Linked DNA regions of Homo sapiens: region 1 is linked to region 2. A link is a loop called in an ENCODE intact Hi-C map of the cell type or tissue named here. Cell type or tissue: dorsolateral prefrontal cortex. All regions are shown on one strand. Links, peaks and the distances in the headings refer to the core of each region. The heading gives the core; the rest is flanking DNA.

The links. A loop is a pair of places that touch in the nucleus more often than their neighbours do. Peaks named below come from ENCODE experiments on the same cell type or tissue, not always from the same donor. Only the 100,000 strongest peaks of a DNase experiment are listed, where the experiment ranks them.
Region 1: a loop joins it to region 2, with 2.8 times the contacts of the local background. A loop is called at or near these places in 16 of 110 quality-filtered maps.

The regions. Positions count from the first base shown.
Region 1 is chr1:2,255,919-2,258,808 of GRCh38, forward strand. The region is part of intron 1 of SKI (SKI proto-oncogene); the gene reads left to right. Among named protein-coding and RNA genes, the nearest start is that of SKI, 29 kb to the left of the region's middle. RefSeq lists enhancers at 1-831, 1-166, 834-1,431. In dorsolateral prefrontal cortex, for the core only: a CTCF peak has its summit at 1,547; a DNase peak (open chromatin) is centred at 1,583; H3K4me3 peaks cover 1,391 bases; H3K27ac peaks cover 2,500 bases.
Region 2 is chr1:2,314,016-2,316,905 of GRCh38, forward strand. LOC124903824 (a long non-coding RNA gene) reads left to right here and starts at 980. Exons shown (of 4, transcript XR_007065362.1): 1 at 980-1,013; 2 at 1,931-1,983; 3 at 2,377-2,890. RefSeq lists silencers at 612-731, 822-981, 1,132-1,421 and an enhancer at 1,293-2,046. In dorsolateral prefrontal cortex, for the core only: CTCF peaks have their summits at 1,311 and 1,517; no DNase peak of the experiment used is centred there; H3K4me3 peaks cover 1,524 bases; H3K27ac peaks cover 2,500 bases.

The sequences.
Region 1 (2,890 bases), core at 98-2,597, 58 kb before region 2:
TGACCTCATTTCCTGTCTGTGTCACTCTGTCCTGACCTCATTTCCTGTCTGTGCCACTCTTTGTCCTGACCTCATTTCCTGTATGCAACACACTGTGCCCGGACTGCATTTCCTGTCTGGAGCTCTCTCTGTCCTGATCTCATTTCCTGTCAGGAGCACTCTGTGTACTGACCTCATTTCCTGTCTGTGCCACTCTTGTGTCCTGACCTCTTTTCCAGTCTGTGCCACTCTGTGTCCTGACCTCATTTCTTATCTGTGCCACTCTGTGTCCTGACCTCATTTCCTGTCTGGAGCACTCTGTCCTGACCTCATTTCCTGTCTTGTGTCCTGACCTCATTTCCTGTCTGGAGCTCTCTGTGTCCTTACCTCATTTCCTGTCTGTGCTGCTTTCTGTCTTGGAGTTGCGTGCCTGACCTCATTTCCTCTCCACTGTGTGTTCCTGGAGTTAGGCATCATCTTGGTTTTTACTCCCTTGCTTGGTTTTCTCAGGATCTCTGGCTGCTCCGTCCTTGCTCCAGCGTTCTTCTCTGCCCCCTCCCTCTGTGGTCCAGAGGCCGATGGCCAGCTGGCCCTCACCTGCCCGCCCTGGGTATTTCTGTGCTCTTCCTGGTGAGGGATTCTAGGGGTTCCCCTCCTGGGTTCATCCTTACCTGAGTAGCCACAGCACACTGTGCAGTTGGGTGCCTGGGAGGCACGTGCTTTGGGTGTTGCATGGCTGACCTGGTAACTGGGCACCCGTGTATGGAGGGCTGGAACAGAACACTTGTCGGCGCTCCTCAGCGTCTTGCCTCTGGTGTCCCCATGGCGAAGTCCCCTGCCATCTGCTTTGGGCTCTGACATGTGACCTGACTGTGCCCTTCAGGAGCTTTCAGAACCTCCTCTTAGATCTGGCATTCAAAATGTCTTGTCAGACACCTCGAGGCGGCTTGTGTTTGGCCCTGTGTTGGGCGCCTATTGGGCCCTTGTCAGGTTTTTGTTGCCAGGAGGCTCGCGCCCCGATCTTCGGGATGGTGCCCGTGGCATCTTCTGCTCGGTGCTCCCTAGGGCTGGACGTTGGTCCTCCTGGCACTGGTGCTCCGGTTGCTGTGGTCTCCCTGCTGTTCCCTTGTGGCTCAGGATTACTCTCTGGAGGTCTCCGCCTTATCATGAGCACTTTCTTTGTTGGCTACTTTTAGTTTCATGATTTCATTTTCGTTTCTAAGATATCTATCTCTTTGTAAAAGCTCCCACCTTTTGTGACTTGTGGATGCTGTATCTTTCTCCTGTTGCTGCAGACATTAATGATGTTTTTCTTGACAGTTTGTCCTGCTGGTTTCCTCTGCATTCCTTTGGTTGGTTTCAGACCTCGGCTTTAAAGGGGCATTTCCCCACATTGCCAATTCTTGACCATCTGGTCACGTCAAGGCTGACGTGCCAATGGCTGCAAGGGGGAGGGCACCTGGGAGCCCGCGGATGGCTCTTATGCAGACGTGCGGGCCAGCCCCGATCCTGCTTCTGCAAGGCCTCCCCTCCCATGGTGGCGCTTTGGTGCCAGAGCGCGTCGGCGTGGCTCCCTAGCGTCTGCCTCTGCAGCTGCTTGGCCCCCAGCCGCCTCCTCCCAGCTGCCTCCTGCCCTATGTGTGCTTGAGCTCGAGACAATGCTTCCTTCATCCAAGAGCCGGGCTCTCGGCGATTTTTGAGAGGAGAATGGGGTTGAAGCGATGTTGCTCTTCCGTCTTAAAACTGGATTTCTTTCCTCATGCTTTTGAATTATTATATCTTCTTGACATGTTTCTCTGGATTTGCAAAAGATTTTTATATTTTATATATTTATTTATTTACTTATTTATTTATTTTTGAGGTGGAACTTTGCTCTTGTTGCCCAGGCTGGAGTGCAATGGTGTGATCTGGGCTCACTGCAGCCTCCGCCTCCTGAGTTCAAGCAATTCTCCTACCTTAGCCTGCTGAGTAGCTGGGATTACAGGCATGTGCCACCATGCCTGGCTAATTTTGTAGTTTTAGTAGAGATGGGGTTTCTCCATGTTGGTTAGGTTGGTCTCGAACTCCCGACCTCAGGTGATCTGCCCGCCTCAGCCTCCCAAAGTGCTGGGATTACAGGCTTGATCCACTGTGCCCAGCCTGCACAACATTTTAAGTAAATGTTGACATTTTAAGCATTGAGCAAGGAAGAGTGTGAAGAGGTACTTTATAAAGGGAAATATGGCAATACTGATTATTTGCGACTTTAACCAGAAGTAATCTTTGGACAGCCAGATGTTATTGTCTTGGAATGTGGTGTTTTATCTAGTGACAATGTGTGTGCATGCACACGTGGACACACAGGATTCCTGGTCCTTAAACCCGTATGTTCGGTGTCTGCAGCATAGAATGGTCTCGGCTGGTATGTGTGGGACCAGCTCAGATGCCCCTATTCTAGATGCCGAGGCCGAATCGCCCCCTAGGGAGGATGGGACAGTGGCTGTGCTGAGCGTGCTACGGCGTCATGGAAGAACAGCAGAGGCGTTTGAGAATTGTGTTTTTTAAAAAGAGTTGAAACTTGTCAGTCAGGAAATGGAGTAACAGGTTTATCAGGAGTGTCATTTTCCTTTTTTTTTTTTTTTTCTCCCATGAGTGGCTTGGTCGGGGAACTCATGTTTTTTTTTGTTTTTGTTTTTGAGTCAGAGTCTAGGTCTGTCACCCAGGCTGGAGTGCTGTGATGTGGTCTTGGCTCACTGCAACCTCTGCCTCCCAGGTTCAAGGGATTCTCCTGCCTCAGCCTCCTGAGTAGCTGGGATTATAGGCGCCTGCCACCATGCCCGGCTAATTTTTTAATTTTTAGTAGAGACGGGGTTTGTTGGTCAGGCTGATCTTGAACTCCTGACCTTGTGAGCTACCCACCTTGGCCTCCCAA
Region 2 (2,890 bases), core at 82-2,581:
TTCTAAGGAAAAACAGTCCTAGGAAAAAGGCTGTAGCGTCGGAGGAGCTGCCCTCGCCAGGGCCTGGGGGGATTGTGGGTGGGGAGGCTGTCCCATTCTGTGATCCCAGGGATGCCAGGAGGGCCGTGGCTGGTGTGGCCGGCACTGGGTCAGGTTTAGGCCGGGGTCTCTCGGGTCTCGGTGTTGGCCCCTCCGTGTTTAGAATCCTCCCAGGCCAAACCAAGGCGGCCTCCAGGGTCACTCCTGCACAGGACAGTGGCCGGAACTCCGAAATGACCACCGACCTGCGCTGGCCGCTGAGGGTCCGACAGACCAAGGCTCTGGGCCCCCTACCCCATCCTGCGCCCCGTGCGCGAAGTCTGCGGGGTCACTGCTGCGCAGGACAGAAAACCCGCAGTGGGGCCCCGGCCTGTCCCCGGCCCTGGCGCTGTCCTGGCATCCGGGGAAATCCTGTTTCTGGCTCCAGGCCAGGGCCTGCCCCTCACCCTGGAGAGGCCCCGTCGGAGGCCGGCCTCGCGGGGGAAGGGCGGTGGCGGAGGAACTACCCAGGAATTCCAGCGCCGGCTCCGAAACCTTCCCAATCCCGCTCCTTCGCCCGGGCCGGAAGCCGCGCTGGGGGGGTGGGGAGGGGTGCACGTCCCGGGCCCCGCGCCGCGTCCTCAGGGCCGGGGCGGCCTCCCCGACGCCCGTTCCGTTCCCAGTCCGGGGGCACTGGGGGCCCCGAGTCAGGCGGAGCGCGCCGGGCCCCACTTCCCCACGCGGAGGGGCAGCCCCGCAGCCTCAGGCTCCCCCCCGCAGCCTCAGTTTCCCCCCCGCCCCCGCCGCCTCTTCCGCTACCCCACCCTCCCTGCCGTCCGGGGCGGCGCCCCCCAGATTCGCGGCCAGCGCTGGATTCCGGCGGGGTGGGGCGGGGGCTTCCGGCCCGGGGGCGGCTGGTCCGAGCAGCAGGCCCGGGCTGGGGGGCGGGACGGGAGGCCCTGGGAGCTTCCTGCAGCGTGGGGGCGGCTCCCGAGGTGGGAATTCCGCCCCCGAACCGGCGGGCTACGTGCGGGGGTCTCAGAGGCTGCGGCTCCTCCCGTCGGTGGGCGCGGCCGCCCCCAGAGGCCGCTGCGGGAAGCAGGGCGGCGGCAGGAAGCGCCCCCCCCGTTCCCCCTTCCCCCCCGTACCCCTCTTCCCCCGCTCGTCCCCCCTTCCCCACCCCAGGCCCCGCGGAGGCGGCGCGCGTTTCACGGGTTTCGCCGCCCGCGGCACGGTGGGGGCGGGGGCGGGGGCGGGGGCGGCGGTGCGACCCCCAGCGGTGGAAGCGGGAACTGCAGCTCGGCCGAGCTCGGGGTTGGGGGGTCCCTGCCAACCCTGCCCTCCCGGAAGGTCCCAGCCTGGCGGGTTCGGGTGCTTTTCTCTCTGGGGCGCGGCCTCCCTGTTCTGCTCAGTTGGGGGTCCGTTCCCGGGAAGAACCACCACACCCCCCATCCCGGCCCGCAGGCCCCAGCCGCCAAGTCGTTGCTGGGGAGGTGGGCGCAGGCCGCCCTCTCTCCGTGAGCCCACTCGCCACAACCCGCAGGGACCTGGGGGACTCGGTGGATCCAACCACAGGAGACCATGAGACACAGGCGGTCTCGCCGAGGCCTGCCGCTTAGAGCTGTCTCTCCTCCTCACGGGCCCCCTGGCTCCCTGCAGGCCTGGCCTCCTATCTCCCTCAGGCCATCAGCCCAGGGACCCCCAGCCCAGGCACCCCACCCATGCTCTGAGCTGTGGGCCTGAAACCCGCCCTCCTAGCAGGGAGCCTGGCTGCGCCCCAGGCCGCTTCTGCTTGGAGCTCCGTGGAAGGAAATGCCCTCAGGTTCCCAGGCACTGAGCCTCCCCTCCCGCTAACCCCATCAGGGGTATAGCAGCCCCGTGGTGCTCAGCCTGCCTCTCTCTGCCTGGGCAGGACCGTGGAGCCCATGCGTGTCCTCTCTCCTGTCCCCAGATGGAAGCCGGCAGGTGGGGCCCTAGCAGGGGACATGCTCGACGTGTGGGTGGATGAGGACCCAGTGGGGTCAGGTCTGGGGCAGCGGGACAGGGTCTCCAGGACGGGGCCTGGCTGCAGATAGGCCGGAGAACGGCTGCTGGTTCCCTGAGGCCACTGGGGAGCCAAGATGCAGTCCCCGAGGGGTTTCCAGGGAGCAGCCACTGGGCTGGGCAGCTGGGCGCAGGGGCAGAGAGAGCTGGGGCTGAGTCCTGGCCTGCCCCCTGGGGACTCCTGGGCTGTAAGGCAGGGGTGGGCAGGGCCTGGACCCTTGTTGGGGGGCCCTCCCTGGCTGTGGTCCACCTCAGGAGCCAAGGAGGCTGGGGGGCTGGTGTGGGCAGCTACCTCTGTTCCCCACGGGTCCTCAGGAAGGCGGCGCCACAGACTGAGGAGGCCCTGCTGGCCCTGGAGCTGTGTTCGGAGCCCCCACAGCCTGGCTCCTGGCTCTGGTTGCCGTGGGCGGGAGGTGGAAGTACAAGGAGAAGGAGTGTCCAGCATTTTCACGAGTGCCACCGCCAGAGGTCAAGCTGAGGACAAGAGGGCAGCCAGGCACCACCCTGGCCCCAGGCAGACTCCCCAGGGCTCGCTGAAGGGCCGGCAGCCCTGGGCCTGGCAGCTCCCCTTGCAAGCCCCAGCTGGGGGCTCTGTCATCCGGGAGGCCCTGGGCCTGACCTTCGCCGGCTGCCCCTGGGCCTGGAGGCAGGACACGAAGGGGCTGATGGGTCTGTGGTCAGCCCCGAGCGCACTTTGCTGAGCTGTGGTCTTGCTGAGCCAGCCCACAGGCCCAGCGACTCCTGGCTTACTCAGCCCAGGCCTGAGGCTCCCAGGGAAGGCCAGGCCAGGCTGTGCAGGAACCTGCCTATGGGGCTGGGCACCTGGCCC